Regions from separate parts of the Mus musculus genome. Here region 2 is linked to region 1. Evidence: chromatin loops called from intact Hi-C (ENCODE). Cell type or tissue: gastrocnemius. All regions are shown on one strand.

Region 1 (8,000 bases):
TGAATGTAGCTCTTTCCCCTCACTTCACACCCATGTCTAAGGTTATATGAATAGGCGTTTTAGAGTAGTTGTTATTAAAGATTTATTTTACTTATATGAGTATGCTTTAGCTGTCTTCAGAGAGCATTAGATCCCATTACAGACGGTTGTGAGCCATCATGTGGTTTCTGGGATTTGAACTCAGGACCTCTGGAAGAGCAGCCAGTGCTCTTAACCGCTGAGCCATCGCTCCAGCCTGAGTAGTTGTTATTACAGTGCATGGGTTGCTTGTCCATGACTGCATACTTTGGTTCTGTTGCTGAGAAGTCTCCTTTTCAAGTGTGTGCATTATTTATAAATGATTTTTAATAATGTATCATCACCTATATTCTCAGCCAATGATCAATAAGAAAGAAACGTCTCTTAGCCGTCTTCCTTACAGAAGTGTCACTTTTGTTGTTTTGGTCTGGAGTAACTCAGGGTTGCAGCAGTCATCAATAAATGATGCTGATGTCATAAAAAGAAATCCGAGCTAACTAGAGATGGATGGGGGATGGGGAACTAGCTTTATCTGCCTTGAGAGTGTCTGATGTTTGGTGACTAACGTAACAGAAGAAGTGGTATCTCTCTGAATATGCTGTCAGACTGCAGCATGCTCTCTGGCTGCAGCTGAAACAGTGTGACTCATTCAATGTAACTGCAGTTAGGGCAACAAGAATTGTTTCCACTCTGTCTTACATGTCATGAAGCCTACTGTCCCATAGTAGTTGGTCACAAACTATTTGTTCAGTGAATGTATGATTGAATGAATAGATACAAACCAACATCCTATCAGCTCGTGAACAGTGGGCATAAGAAGTTATGAAGACCATGATGAAGTCCCTGAGACTGGCAAGAAGAGTTTATTGAGAGAACACAATTTGCTAACTTTATTTTTCTTTCCTTTTTATTACTTGCTGTGATTTGAATCTACAATGTCCATATTTCAGTCAGGGTTCCTTAGAGGGACAGAGTGGATAGAATGGACACACACACACACACACATAAAGGAAATTTATTGGAGTGGTTTACAGGCGAAGGTCTGGCTAGTCCAACAGGGACTGTCTCCTGATTGAAAGGCCAAGAATCTGCTAGTTCTTCAGTCCATGAGGCTGGACGTCTCAGCTGGTCTTCAGTCTACACTGGAATCTTAAGTAATTCTAGTTTCAGCAAAGGGATGCCTCAGCAGCAGGACAGATGAACTTGCCAACAAGAGTGAGGGCAGGCAGGCAAAGAGCAGAAGCTCCCCTCTTTCATGTCCTTTTATGTGGGCTGTTACCAGAAGGTGTGGTCTAGATCTAAGGTGGGTTTTCTGGCCTCAAATGATCCAATCAAGAAAATCTTTCACAGGCCCGACCAGCTGCTGGGTTTTAGGTCGTTCCAGATATAGTCACGTTGACAACTAAGATTAGCCATCACAGTCCCTAACAAGATCATGCGTTTAATCAGTTGGGAAGGTTGTAGAATACTTAGGAGGTGGCATTCTGCTGGGGGAAGTGGGTCACTGGGGGTGAGGGAGCTTAGACCTTACAGCCTTAAAGGCCTCCTAGTAGAGACTTCTGTTTGCTTCCTGATGGCAGGTATACTGTGACCCACTGTCTTGTGTACTTCTGCTGACATCCCTTGTCCACCTGGCAGACTGTAAATGCTCAAACTGTGAGGCAAAATAAACTCTTCCTCCTTCAAGTTGCTACTAAGTCTCCGGTCACAGTGTAGCAGTGAGAACAGAAACTACATTGCTAATGTTTATTCATTATATTTGTCATGTCTGGTCACAGCGCAGCAGTGAGAACAGTAAGTAACTCCATTATGAAATGTACTCATATTCATTGCATGCAGTGATGAAGCCATGATGCCAAGAAGTTTCACGAGGACACCTTCAGTCCTGTATCTTTCTCCGTCTCCAGAGGGTCTCCTTCCTCTTCCCAAATAGCCCCCTTCCTACTTTCATCTCATTTACAAAGGAGTCTGCTTTCTGCATGGCTGTGAACTTTATGTCATGTCTTTGCTATTGCTCTTGGGTAATTAGGAATTGGCTATGATGTGCTTATTTGAATAAACGGAGATAAAATGCCGTCTTCTCCATCTACGTTTTGAGAGCACGTTTTAGGCATCACCCTCACACCCTTGTAACCCCTGTCCCTTTCAGTAAATGTTCCCTTTTGGCAGTGCTCAAGAGAACTGGCTCCTGCTGGAGCTGTACCTCATTATCATAGCTTGCTACATTAACATTTTATCCCGTATCTTTATTTCTACTTTATTTTGACTTAATTTTTTTTAGAGACAGGGTCTTACTATGTAGCCATTGCTGACCTGGAACTCACTATGTAGACCAGGCTGGCTTTAAACTCACAGTGATCTGCTAGCAGCTGTCTTTCAAGTGCTGGAATTAAAAATGCACACCTCTCCACTTAGCTAGCTTAATGCTTTCAAAGATTTTCTTCCTTCCTTCCTTCCTTCCTTCCTTCCTTCCTTCCTTCCTTCCTTTCTTTCTTTCTTTCTTTCTTTCTTTCTTTCTTTCTTTCTTTCTTTCTTTCATGCATATGGCTACATTGTAGCTGTACAGATGGTTGTGAGTCTTCATGTGGCTGCTGGGAATTGAATTTAGGACCTCTGCTTGCTCTGGACGGCCCTGTTCACTCTGGTCAACCCTGCATGCTCCCGCCCAAAGATTTATTATTATAAATAAGTACACTGTAGTCAACTTCAGACACACCAGAAGAGGGTGTCAGATCTCATTACAGATGGTCATGAGCCACCATGTGGAGCAGTCAGTGGTCTTACCCGCTGAGCTATCTCGCCAGCCTTAATGCTTTCAATTTCTATATCCGTGTGTTTTCTTTTGCTTTCTTCTTTAACACTACAGTTGTCTTGGTTTTGTCTTATTTTGAGGAACTAGGTCTTATGTATCTTAGACTGGTCTCAAACTCTTTATGTAGCCAAGTGAGGGAGATCTTGAACTCCTGATTCTCATGCCTCTACTTTCCACATTCTGGGATTCCATGGGTACACACACACACACACACACACACACACACACACACACACACACACACACACACACACACACACCCCCCACCACACACACACACACACACACACACACACACACACACACAACACACACACCACACACCCCCATACACACTCGCACTATACACACCACACACACACACACACACACACACACACACACACCTTGGAGTTAGAAATAGAAGGAAGTAAGATGGCTTTCCTTACATTTATTCCAGGGTTAATCTCTCCTGTAAAGACTTTAAGAATTATATCAATATATATCAATATAACAATATCTACATCTGCCTGTTTGTCGGTCTATCTATCAGGTGGGCCTGGAGCTCACTATGTAGCCCAACCTGGTGTAGTGGTGGCACAGATTTGAGGGCAGCCTATGCTACATAGTAGGACCCTATCTCCCCAACTGCTCTTTCCTCACAAAGGCTTTGAACTATTGAGGTTGCTAAAAGTTTTAAAAATGACGGTACTTTGACTTGAACCTTAATTTTAAAAATATTTTATGTGTACATGTACATGGCTGAGTGTATGTCTGTGCACCACACGAGTGCAGGAGCCTGCAGAGGTCAGAAGTACATCTGCAGTGGGATCTCTTGGATCTGGAGTTATAACAAGCTGATGTGTGTGTGCTAGGAACTGAAATGTGGGTCCTCTGCAGGAAAATTAAGTGTTCTTAACCTCTAAGCCAGCTCTCTGACCTTGGACCTTAATTCTAGCTATTCCTAACCTATTTGAACAATGAAAAGGAAAACAAATGCAATTCTACAATTTTAAAACAAGAGGAGAGAGGTAGAAAGTTTACTCTTGGTGAACAATTTTTTTTTCTGTGTATTTCATGTAAGACAACACTGCCAGTCCTAACTGTAACTAGCACATTACACTTGAGCTGTTGGGTTAGGTGATGGACTAGATGAATGTTACAAATGGAAGTAAGGAAGTTCTTCCTGCTTCATTCCAGGATTAACTTCTCATTTAAAGGTTTTAAAAATTGTATATATATATATATATATATAATATATTGTATGGTATAATGTAAAAATATATACACATATACACATACACACACATACACCATATATACATCATATACACATATATACCTCATATATAAATTATATATACACACATATACACACATATACACATACACATACATATATATGAGACAGTCTCACATTGTAGCACAGGCTGGTCTGGAACTCACTAGGTAGTTCCAGGCTGGCTCAGTGGTACCACGAGTTTGAGACGAGCCTGTGCTACAGAGCAAGGCTCCGTCTCCCCACCTGTTCCCTCTCCATAAATGCATTGCTCACCTCTGGGGCTTGTCTGCTGAGCAGGGGCCTCTCTCTGTGTGACCTCTTCTCTGTGTGGTCTCTTTAATACTGTAGCCTGACTTCTTCCTTGTCAGCTAGGAGAGTCTACGCTTGATCTTAGCCAAGAGGCCAAGCAGTTAGCTAAGGGATTTTAGAAACTGAAAACTAGCCTCCTTCTTTAGGCTTGGGCCGAGAAGAACGTAACTTTTGCAGAATTCTATTGGACAGTGTGCGTCATGAAGGCAGCCCAGATTTCCTATGAGAGAATGGATTTGAAATTTGTGGTCTAAGAACTAAACATGTTTGTTATGACTTAATCCTTCCTAGTTTGGGTAGCTATGAACATGTGTTGCTATGCAAACAGTTGTCCATAAGAGGTCAGTCACAGACCTTGAGAAAAGCTGGAGAATGGTCCTCTTGAATTAACCTGCTAAGGCTTTGCTATGCCTGGCGTGGTGCTAGAAGTGGATGCTAGGGATCCACCCCATAATCAGCTTCCAAACGCTGACACCATTGCATACACTAGCAAGATTTTGTTGAAAGGACCCAGATGTAGCTGTCTCTTGTGAGACTATGCCGGGGCCTAGCAAACACAGAAGTGGATGCTCACAGTCAGCTATTGGAGGGATCACAGGGCCCCCAATGGAGGAGCTAGAGAAAGTACCCAAGGAGCTAAAGGGATCTGCAACCCTATAGGTGGAACAACATTATGAACTAACCAGTACCCCGGAGCTCTTGACTCTAGCTGCATATGTATCAAAAGATGGCCTAGTCGGCCATCACTGGAAAGAGAGGCCCATTGGACACACAAACTGTATATGCCCCAGTACAGGGGAACGCCAGGGCCAAAAAAATGGGAATGGGTGGGTAGGGAAGTGGGCGGGAGGGTATGGGGGACTTTTGGGGTAGCATTGGAAATGTAATTGAGGAAAATATGTAATAAAAAATATTAAAAAAAAAAAAAGAAGTGGATGCTATAAGATCCAGAACAGCAGGACCTCTTGGGAAACTGTTTGCCTGGTTGGGGAAAAGTGAGCCCTGCTGGGTAGGGTAGCCATCCTGGTTTTCCTCATTTTGGGGTAAGGTAAAGGCTAGAAAGTAAGATGAAGCATCAAAAATGGGGCACTCGGCTGCGTGAGAAGGCAGCTCCCCCTATCTAGGACTGAACCCTTTGAAGAGACAATAGATCCAAAGGCTTGAAGTCAGGCACGATGCAAAGTCTGGTGGTCTCTCTGATAACTGCAGGCTGATGTTTAAGCTACCTTCACGGATATCTTCATGACATACACTGTCCAATAGAAGTCGGCAAAAGTCACGTTCTTCCAGCTCGAGGCCCAAACCTCAAGAAGGCATCAGGGTTTTAGTTTCAAAAACTCTCTCAGGTAATTGCTCAGCCTCTTGGCTACGGCCAAGTGTAGACTCTCCCAGCTAACAAGGAGGAAACCAGGCTACAGTTTTAAAGCTGGGAACCCTAGGTCTGGGTTTTCAAGGTTTGTGTGGTTAAACACCTCATGTTAGGAATCAGTCTCTCGAAAAGCTTGGTCAAACATGCTAGTGTGGCTTTAGCTCATCTTCCCTGAAGATAAGGAGAGAGGCCATGGCTGGTTGAGGTGATGCAGCACCAGGGATGACAATAGTAACCTGCAGGGTGGCACTTTGTGTCACTTCCAAGAGGCACATGAGTTGTTCTGGGTGGCTTTAAGGTGATGGCCACTCACAATAACTAAGGGTGCAGTAGTGACAGACACACCTTGGTGATCACCAACGAACGGCTCTCTAATTGGACTTAAGACTCAGTCAACAAGAAGGAAACCATTTCTGGTACTGGAAACCAGGCTAACACTCAGTGCCAGTGAAGTCATAGTTACTGGAGGAGAATCTACAACCACTAATTTACTAAATGAGCATCATCAAGTAACGACAATCTATAAACACTTGTCCTTACATCACAGATAAGTGTAGTCCTCGCCTCTCAACAAGGCAACTCTGTTGAGACATTTCCAGAGACCATTACAGAAAACCATAATTAATCAAAACACAGAGCTGTGGGGCCCAGTCCCAATGGATATATCTACAATACAGCCCTCCAACTAAGGCTCAGGGAAGCTTTCAGAGCAGAGACTGAAACGACTAACTGTAACGGCCAGGGGATCAGGAAGTTTGCTGTGAGACTTGTCTTCTAGTAATCTCAGAAGCTACTCCCAGAAAGTCTCACCACAGGACTGGGCGAATGGGAGCTGAAGAAGGACACCAAAGGACACGCCTCACTGGATGGGGAAAAGCCCACAAGGCCTTGCCCCTATAGGCAAGTGGGAAAGCTGGGATCAGGAGAGGTGGTCTCTCACAGGGAAGAGCACATACATGCACACACACAACACATGCAAACATACATATATGCGTGTGATAACAATTAGTGAAAAAAGGATCCCAGGAATTGGAGGAGAGCTGGGAAGAGCATATGGGAGCATGTGAAGGGAAGAACGAGAAGGAAGAAATGTTGCAATTATATATAATTTAAAAAAAAGAGAGAGAACACTATAGGGCTGGAGGGATGGCTCAGCGGTTAAGAGCACTGGCTGCTCTTCCAGAGGTTCTGAGTTCAAATCCCAGCAACCACATGGTGGCTCCTAACCATCTGTAATGGGATCTGATGCCCTCTTCTGGTGTGTCTGGAAAGCAGCTACAGTATATATATACACACACACACACACATATATTACATATATGTATATATGTGTGTGTGTGTTATAAATCATTTTTTAAAACACTATAAAAATACCTGTGCTGAGAAGGGAGTTTCCAGGGACAAGGCGACCAAACTGAAGACTAGCTTACATGATTTGGCGATGGGGTGGAAAAATGGAGTTAACTGAGTTTCTGGACGGAGAAGATTTTGTGCCATGCATTTAGTTTGTAGGATGTGTAAGATCCATATTACACCAAACGATGACCGCTGTATATAAATAGAGGACGTCGTAGGCACCCAGTGCCACAGACCCCATGTCTTCTTGCTGTAGGTTCTTCTTTCACTCACTCCCTCTCAGATCGTGGTCAGCTGATGAGGCAGCCTCTGAAGCCCAGCATCGATTGTACTCCTGTCTTCACACAAAGCAGTCGATTCTGTTCTTTTCCCGTGTTGGCCTGAGTCTCATAATCACAACCAGTGCAGAAAACTTCCTTAACTAGCAGGGAAATCGTGAGGATTTCACAGGAACCATTCTAGGAGGAGAGACGAAGGCGCAGGTGGGTGAGGATGGTGCCTGTGCGCCGTTGGCAACGCTTTGTGGACTTGCAGTTTCACTAGGCATGGCCTCAGCGGCAGAGGTCCAGCACCGCTCATCTGCATGGCCTCCGCCCGCACGCGGCTCTTTTCAGTGATTTGAAACATGAGTGCGATCGCCAGATCTGTGTTTATTGGGCTGACTACCGGCTTTCTCCTCTTGGCAGCAAGTGATCGGAGAGGCTTACGGATGAGGTCAAGTTTCTCTTTCTCGAATAAATATTTAAAATCCTAAGAGGTGGAGACGTTGCAGATAGGAATGATCTAATTCAACTTTCTGCATGCCCTCGCAGGTGCACAGGGTCAACACCCAGGAAGAGCAGGCTCCGTGGCTCTAGCTGCACAGTAGAAAAACA
Region 2 (8,000 bases), 77 kb after region 1:
CACGGCATTTTTTTCTTGCTTGGGAAAATACAAAAATATTTACAGAGTCAATTGCTTGCAGGCAGTTCACAATGAACACAAGAAAAATGCAGGCAAAGAAAACTGGAAGATGTCCTAAGCAGTGATTCACCTGGATTATCAATGTAGCTCACAGTTGGTGGCATGCTTGTCCAAAATGCATGCAACCCTGGGTACACTCTCAGGAGGCACACATGGGCAAGGGTGCAGATACATGCACACACACACACATACACACACACACACACACACACACACACACACACAGATGGGGGGGAGGTAGGCTCAGAAATTCAAAGTCTTTACCAACTATATAGCAAGTTTGAGACCCTGTCTTAGGGGGGAAATCCACCTGCTTCAGCCCTGTGGCCAACTGGAGTAGGTTTATGGTAGCAAATTGCTTTCTCTCTTGATTGGATATTAGTGGCGCTACAGAGAAGTCATAATTCTGGGAGAGGGAGAAGATGTTTAAATAGGGAGGTAGCCAAGGTTCATAGCACTTCGTATGAGCTCGTTAATGTAAGTAGATATGTCCAAAGCAAAGGACTACAGGCTCACAGGACATAAAGCTGAGCCTGTGACACAAAGGTCAGCCCAGGCTTTGGAACGGATTTAGAAAAAAAGCCAGCTGGTTTTCATTTAACCTCTCGAAAGGGCTTGTGCAATGACTTCCCCAAGCACAGAACTAAAACACAATGACAGGACACACTGCTCTTCGAGGTGTTTCACAAGATGTGAACAACCGCAGCAGTTAACTCTGGTGTTAAGATTGAAGTTGACAGGGCTTCAAAGTAGTTGTTAGTTCTTTGTATCTGATATTGGTTAGGCTAAGTTCAGAGAAACTTCTCAATGGCTACTTTATTTCCTTACTGGAGACAGTTGAGGACCTTTACAAGGTCACCATTACCAGGGCCGCTTGATTCTTACAGTAAGACAGAAAGAAACAAAGCAACAGCAAACATTTGCCTACCAGGGAGGGCTGAAATAATCGCGCCTGAGCTCTGCAGGGCAGTAACAAAAAACTGACGGTAGTGCTCTTGCGTCCCCATAGCTAGAAGCCAAGTGTGCTTGTTTAGTGTACCTTGGAAAGCTAGATGCTGTCCAAAGACCCTCCCACAGTCTCCTTAGCAGCCAACCAAGGCCAGCGGTCCTCTACCAACTCACCCTACCAGTCCTTTAAAATAAACCAGGACCTCCCCCACACAACCCCACTCAGTTTGGTAACAGAAAGCCACAGAAAACTAATAAAATAAAATGCACTTGATCCCACGTAGCGACATTAGCAACCCATGAGTTATACACCAGCAGTTACAAAAAACCCGGGGAAGCGTGTACGCCCGTCTGAGTCACGTTCCTGCAGTGGGCTATTTCTGAAGGCCTGAGGATTCCACCGGGCATCAACAAAGGTCCTGGTGGAAGAATCAGCAGGACTGTATTAAATGGAATGGGCAAGAAGCAACACCAGAGGCAGCCGTTACCCCTGCTATGTTTCAGTTGACAGCTCGAATGGTGGTGGTGGCCTTGGTGGACAGCATAGGCTGGGATTAGTGTCTAATTAGAGATGCACCCTTTGAAAACGGAGACAAGCCCCTCCCTGCCCTCATGCTGATAAGTTTCTCCCACTAAACTGAAGATAGACTGCCTTACTGTAAGGGGGCTAGCAGACCACGGGCCTGGAACCAACACTCAGTATTTCCGCTCTAGAGTTCTGGCCATTGTTGGAAATCGTGGAATCTTTGGGTCCTCTGCCTCAATGTCCCTGACTGTGAGATGACTTTCAAAAGAGTATGTGTCATAGAAGGACGGGGAGGGGAAATGCGTGCTAACAGGAAAGGTATTTCTTTCCTTGTTTCCTTCCTTCCTTCCTTCCTTCCTTCCTTCCTTCCTTCTTTCTTTTTCTAAAAGATTTATTTATTATATGTAAGTACACTGTAGCTGTCTTCAAACACATCAGAATAGGGTATCAGATCTCATTACAGATGGTTGTGAGCCACCATGTGTGGTTGCTGGGAATTGAACTCAGGACCTCTGGAAGAGCAGTCAATGCTCTTACCCGCTGAGCCATCTCTCCAGCCCAGGAAAGGTATTTCTAACCAGATGGGCCACAGCCTTGGTGCAGAGTCGGGGATCCTTGGTACAAATTTTAAGTAGAGGGACATCTAGTTCCCTGAAAATGATTTGCTGGTGACTTGGCAAATGCTTTGAGGCCCAGTCCCACGTAGTTGAAAAGTTCCTCCTGTCTGAAACCTCTTCAAGGGAACTAGAGGAGAGGTAAGAAGCATTGACTTAGGAAGTAGGAGGTATAAGCCACAGATGAGAAGGTGGTTAGCTCTGAGCACACTATCCAGATAGTTCACCCCCAGGCACAAACCACATCAAAACCCGCTCGGGACTCTGCGATTGTTAATGCAACAAGCCAGGGTGATTCCCACACTACTGCTTGGCTAAGCCTGGACAGAATCTACAGCCAAGAATATCTTGAAGACCAACCGTCTTTACCTCCTAGTTTTCAACAGGAAGCATAGGAGGAGGGAACACACCTGGTAGTTTTCTTAGCCCCAAGTCTGAAGCTATATTGGTGTGGCGCAGCAGGAAGGTTGTTGCTGCGATATGCTGACAACATTTGTTGCTGGAGAACTGGAAGCTGGAGGTGGACCTATTTTTCTGGGCTGAAGTCTGAGGTTCTAAATGATAGTTGATTTTGATCCTGATTAATTGGGTAGGTTTTGAAAGGTATCTCACACACATACAGGAGACCGCAGTGAGGTAGGTAGGCTCTTGGGATGGAGGCTTGGCATTTGGGGTTCAGCTGCCTTCCGCATGCTCATGGCTCAGCCTTCTCCACGCTACCACCCAGCCGTAAATCATAAATCATTATCGCTGTGTTTCCATTTCCGTCTCAGTACAAGTACATTGGAAAGATCTTTAAAGTATCATCCAAAAATTTTATAGCCGTTATTTGCGACTAAGCTGGCAATTTAATTTTCCCTCTGTGATTTTAATGTCCTTCACATTTTCTGCAGTACGTGCTATTTTTTAATCAGGGGGAAAAAAAAGAGTAAATATCCATTGGTAGTATTGTTTGTAAGTGCGGTCTCTTTTTCCCCAACTTGTGCAGTGAGCGTCTTTCCCCAAAGTGTGCGTTGCCCTGCGCTCCCTGGCAAGGCCCCCACGTGCTAGCCCGCGGCGGAGGCGGAGTGTGGCGGCCCGGGAGGCGTGCCCACGGCGACGGGAGCCCAGCCCCGCGAGTGTCCTCAGTCCCTAGGGCAGCTCCGGATCTCCGGAGGCAGCACTTGAGGCGCTTCCTCAGTATACTGTCCCCTCGGAGTGTCAGGCGGGAGGCGTCTTCTTCCTCCTCTCCATCCTTAGTCAGGTTGGGGACGGTCCCGGGGAAGGAGGGTTCCCCCCAAACTCCGCAGCCAGCGGCGCGGGGCGCCTCGGTGGAACGGCGGGAGGGGGCAGGCGGACCTCGCTCACCCGGGCCATCTGGTTCCCCTGCAGACGCGCACGGACCATGTCGGCGCAGACCGCGAGCGGCCCCACGGAGGACCAGGTGGAGATCCTGGAGTACAACTTCAACAAGGTCAACAAGCACCCGGACCCCACCACGCTGTGCCTCATCGCAGCCGAGGCGGGTCTCACGGAGGAGCAGACGCAGGTGAGTCCCCAAGCCTATGTATCCTCCGGGACTGGCGGGTTCCCGCGGCTGCCGCGGGCCTCCATCATATGTATCTCAGTCCCCAAATCATTCCGCAGTTCCCCGGGCGCCCAGCCCCTATCCACCCTACCCTGTCTCAACACCATCCTCTTTTTGGGTTTCCACTGCCTTCCAGATCCGGCCCCTTGCTTTCTCCTCCTGTAGTGGGAGCATCTCGCCTGCTTTCCTTTCGGTTTCCAAGCTCAGTAACTCTTCCCGCTGTGCTGGAAAGCTTCGGGAAGGTTTATTCTCATCAGGGTTGTCATGGTTTAAAGGGACGTTAGCGATCAGCTATAAGGTTGGTCTTCCGGTTTGTCAGAAGACAAAACTAAGGCGGGGGAGGGGGGTGGGGGCGGGCGGGAGGGAAGGGTACTGTCGTGGGGATAGGGATGGAGGACCTGACCTGCCAGGTTGCTCTTCCCGCCACATCACCACATCTCTGTGCTGCACCTAACAGGCACACTGCCATACTTCGGTTCAGGTTTTGTTGCTGTTTTTATTAATCCCCTGACTCTGAGCTTCAGGTTCAGCTTTAGAGTCTTTCTCTGGAATTTACCAAGAAGTAGCCCTCTGTTGCTATGGCCGCAGCACACGACCCCCTTGCATGATGATAATTTGTCTGTTCATAAAAGGCTTCCTCGCTATCCCATTATCCCCAAAATTTGCTTAGGGTAGAGATCGCAGTACCACCTGGCACAGTGTTGGAGCCTTTAGGCAACTCTCTCTCCAGTCCAATCTACCCTCTAACTTCTTTCTTATTCCCTTTGGTCGTGGAAAGATGATTTGCCACGTATGATAAACCATTTGGGAGTTGGTCCTGTTTCTCTCAAAGCATTTCACGCCTTTCAATTTTCCTCTGAGCTGGGATATTCTTATCCCTTCAGTTAATAGACTGGAGAAGGAGGGGCTTTGTCCTCTCTTCACCCTGCTCAGTTAAAGCTTAAAACCCTGTAATAGTGCTCCCTGGGCTATTAAAACCAGAATCCTGGGGGGCTGGTGAGATGGCTCAGTGGGTAAGAGCACCTGACTGCTCTTCCAAAGGTCCAGTGTTCAAGTCCCAGCAACCACATGGTGGCTTACAACCATCTGTAACAAGATCTGACGCCCTCTTCTGGTGTGTCTGAAGACAGCTACAGTGTACTTACATATAATAAATAAATAAAAAAAAAAAAAAAAAAAAAAAAAAACCAGAATCCTGAGCCCTAAGTCCTAGATGATCCTTGCTAAGCCGAGACAACTTGGAGAATTTATCCATGGGTAATCCTCCCGGTCCCGGATCAAATAGAAAGGCTATTTAACCAGAATCAGAACCCAATAGAAGATGATTTATTGTAACCCAAGTCTAAAAGCTCGTGTTTCTTGCAACTCATCAAAAGGCAAGCTGTTCTAGTCTTAGCATTAAAAGACCGTGCTATATTTAATGATGTAGATAGAGATGTCTCATGTTTTAAGAACTAGGCTGTTGGATATTATGGATGCAGTACCATCTAGGGAATCTAACCCTGACTTGGTCTCCAAGACTCTTCTGTCTGTAGAGCAGAATGGTCATGTTGCCTCTGTTGCATGGTGTTGGAGATCCAGGCTAGGGTCTCGAGCATGTTGAGCCCATTCTGCCACTGAGTGTGCCACCGGCCCCATGCTGACCTTTGGAGTGATAGATATCTGCCATATATTGTCTCAGATACTTGCTGAATCTTTGCTCATTTTGCCACTCCCTTAAGAGAGAAAGCACCATCAGAACAGAGAGCTCAAGTTACTGAAACTGCAGCCAGGGCACAGCCTGCCTCCGTATTGGAGACTCTAGGCCTCTCTCCCGTTCTCTATCCTCCCCTCTATCCGTTCCTCCGGAGGAAGGCTGGAAACAACTGTATAGGGTGGTAGGGGAAGGAAGGGCAGAAAGATCAGTTTACCCATGCATCAAGCTATGGTTATTCCAGGCTATTGCTAATCCTTTCTCTGGACTCACCTGCTGTTAGAGAATTGAAATGTAACTCAGCAGGGCCGGAAGAAAGGGCATCTGCCTTTCAGGGGTCAAGATCAACCAGTGCAGAAACCCACACGATGGGGGTATCTGCCATCCTCAAATGAACAAGCCCGGCGAGAGTGGGTGTGGGTGAGTCAGCCCCATGGGAGGGCCTGGCTTCCTCTTCCTGCCCTAGGCCAACACCTTCTTCCTCCAGAGGCCTGCTGCAGCCCAACGTACCCTCACCTCCCTGTCTAGACCTGCAGGAAAGTATCTGGAACCCAGAGCTCAGAGGCTCAGCATAGCAAGTCTCAGGAAGGAGGCTTCTGCTTGCCCTGCCATTTCTTGCTGGACGGAGTCCCATCTCCCTATCCTTCTTAACTCCAAGCACTGCCTTCACGTGTGTGACTCCGTAATCTACTCTAACATTTACATTTTAAAAAGATGTCTTCTACAAAAAAAAAAAAGTCCTGCTGATATAAAAAGTCCAGCAATGAGATTGCAAGACAGTTGCTTTCATCTGTAGTAGGTCTTTAAGGATGTTTAATAGAACTCTGTGGAGGCTGAGTTCTTACCTATCTGTGATGTCTACTGTCAGCACAGGCCCCGCCTCTCTTCCTTACTAGTGTGGTCCCTCTTCCAGCCAAAATGATGACATATTTATCACATATGCCAGAATCCCTTTTCCATCCTGACACCAGCCACCTCCAGAGATAGAGCCTTGCCTCCTCCCCTTCTTAGAGAGTGAGACAGACAGGGTCATCCTATGTAGCCCGAGCTGGCATGAACTGACAACTCCTCTGCCTCTGCCTGCTGTCTGGTGAGATTACAGGCAGATATCACAACACCCTGCATCATATTCTTTCCCTAAAACAAGTATTGTGTTACTAAAAGAGATTCGCACTACCCACACTTGAGAGATAGTTACTAATTCACACTGTTCACACTGTGGCAAAGGTGAGAAAGACTGGGGGGGTGGGGGGCAGAAGCTTCCTGGCAGGGGACCTCCTTTTCCTTTTCTCCCTTACTGTCCATGAAATAGGTAACATACCAACATCCTAGTAAGATTTGAGGGAGGTGCATCTCAGAAATTGGTGTGAAAAACCAGGCATCCTGTTTATAAGTCACAGACGAATCTGTAGAACTCCTTGTAATAATCAGTCCTCCTACTGAGCTAAAGTCTTTGCTATGGGGAGGCACCTGCAGGAACTCAGTGCAGGAAGAGAACTTGACTGTATTTTGATTTGGGGACAAAGGAGCTTCTCTTATCTCTAGTATTCTGTATCTCTCCTATATTTAATTTAAGTGAAATCCTACAGAATCCCACTCCCTGTGACCTTTACTGCCTGGAAGTCAATGTAAAGAGTAAGGGAGGCTGGGAACACTCCCTTCTTTTCACCCTGAGAGGCTGGGATAATACAGTCTTCCTCTAACAATCTCTTCCTCTTCCTCTTCCTCTTCCTCTTCCTCTTCCTCTTCTTCTTCCTCTTCTTCTTCTTCTTCTTCTTCTTCTTCTTCTTCTTCTTCTTCTTCTTCTTCTTCTTCCTTCTCCTTCTCCTCCTCCTCCTCCTCCTCCTGCTCCTCCTCCTCCTCCTCCTCCTCCTCCTCCTCCTCCTCCTTCATTTTATGTATGTGAGTATACCATTGCTCTCTTCAGACACACCAGAAGAGGGCATCAGACCCCATTGCAGATGGTTGTGAGCCACCATGTGGTTGCTGGGAATTGAACTCAGTATGTCTGGAAGAGCAGTCAGGGCTCTTAATCACTGAGCCATCTCTTCAGCCCTACAGTTTTCTTCATATACACAAGTTTTCTTCATATACACAACAAGTTTTCTTCATGTACACAACTCGAGCATACACACGCACACGCACATGCACACACACACATACACACACACAAGTACAGTGTAGCTGGCATTGGTTCTTGAAGAGGTTCCCAGTATTTTTATCTCTTTCTGGTGTTCTGGACTTGTTCCCAGAATACAGTGTTTTCAGTTGTTGGATGTTTTATCAGTGGGATAAGATCCTCTAAAGGTCTCCTTCTGAAAAGAATGAAATGCTAGTTGTTAAGAGAAAAGGATAAGAACAATGTTGTTTTGCCCCGACCCCTCCCTACCCCAGTGCCCAATTATCGTGTGTTCACTCAGAGTAAATAGGTCTCCATCAATGAGCAGAAGTAATGAGAGCTCCCATTCATGAGCAAGCCAGGATGAATGTCTTTCCCAGGGGGTGGCAGCAACAAAGCAGGGAGAGAGACAAACAAAGCCAGGTGGAAAATTAGTATTTATGTGAGTCAGAAGCTACAAGATCCAGGGCTAG

What was found. Peaks named below come from ENCODE experiments on the same cell type or tissue, not always from the same donor. Only the 100,000 strongest peaks of a DNase experiment are listed, where the experiment ranks them.
Region 2: a loop joins it to region 1, with 5 times the contacts of the local background. A loop is called at or near these places in 24 of 42 quality-filtered maps.

What each region holds. Positions count from the first base shown.
Region 1 is chr5:77,167,551-77,175,550 of GRCm38, reverse strand. No RefSeq gene overlaps it. Among named protein-coding and RNA genes, the nearest start is that of Gm34598, 12 kb to the right of the region's middle. In gastrocnemius, a CTCF peak has its summit at 4,721; a DNase peak (open chromatin) is centred at 4,784; H3K4me3 peaks cover 461 bases; H3K27ac peaks cover 404 bases.
Region 2 is chr5:77,090,542-77,098,541 of GRCm38, reverse strand. Hopx (HOP homeobox) reads left to right here and starts at 3,275. Exons shown (of 3, transcript NM_001159900.1): 1 at 3,275-3,391; 2 at 3,520-3,676. The coding sequence starts at 3,533. It overlaps LOC115490297 (a small nucleolar RNA gene), which reads right to left and starts at 6,814; the gene lies at 6,711-6,814. In gastrocnemius, no CTCF peak of the experiment used is centred here; DNase peaks (open chromatin) are centred at 3,262, 3,498 and 5,842; H3K4me3 peaks cover 2,892 bases; H3K27ac peaks cover 2,021 bases.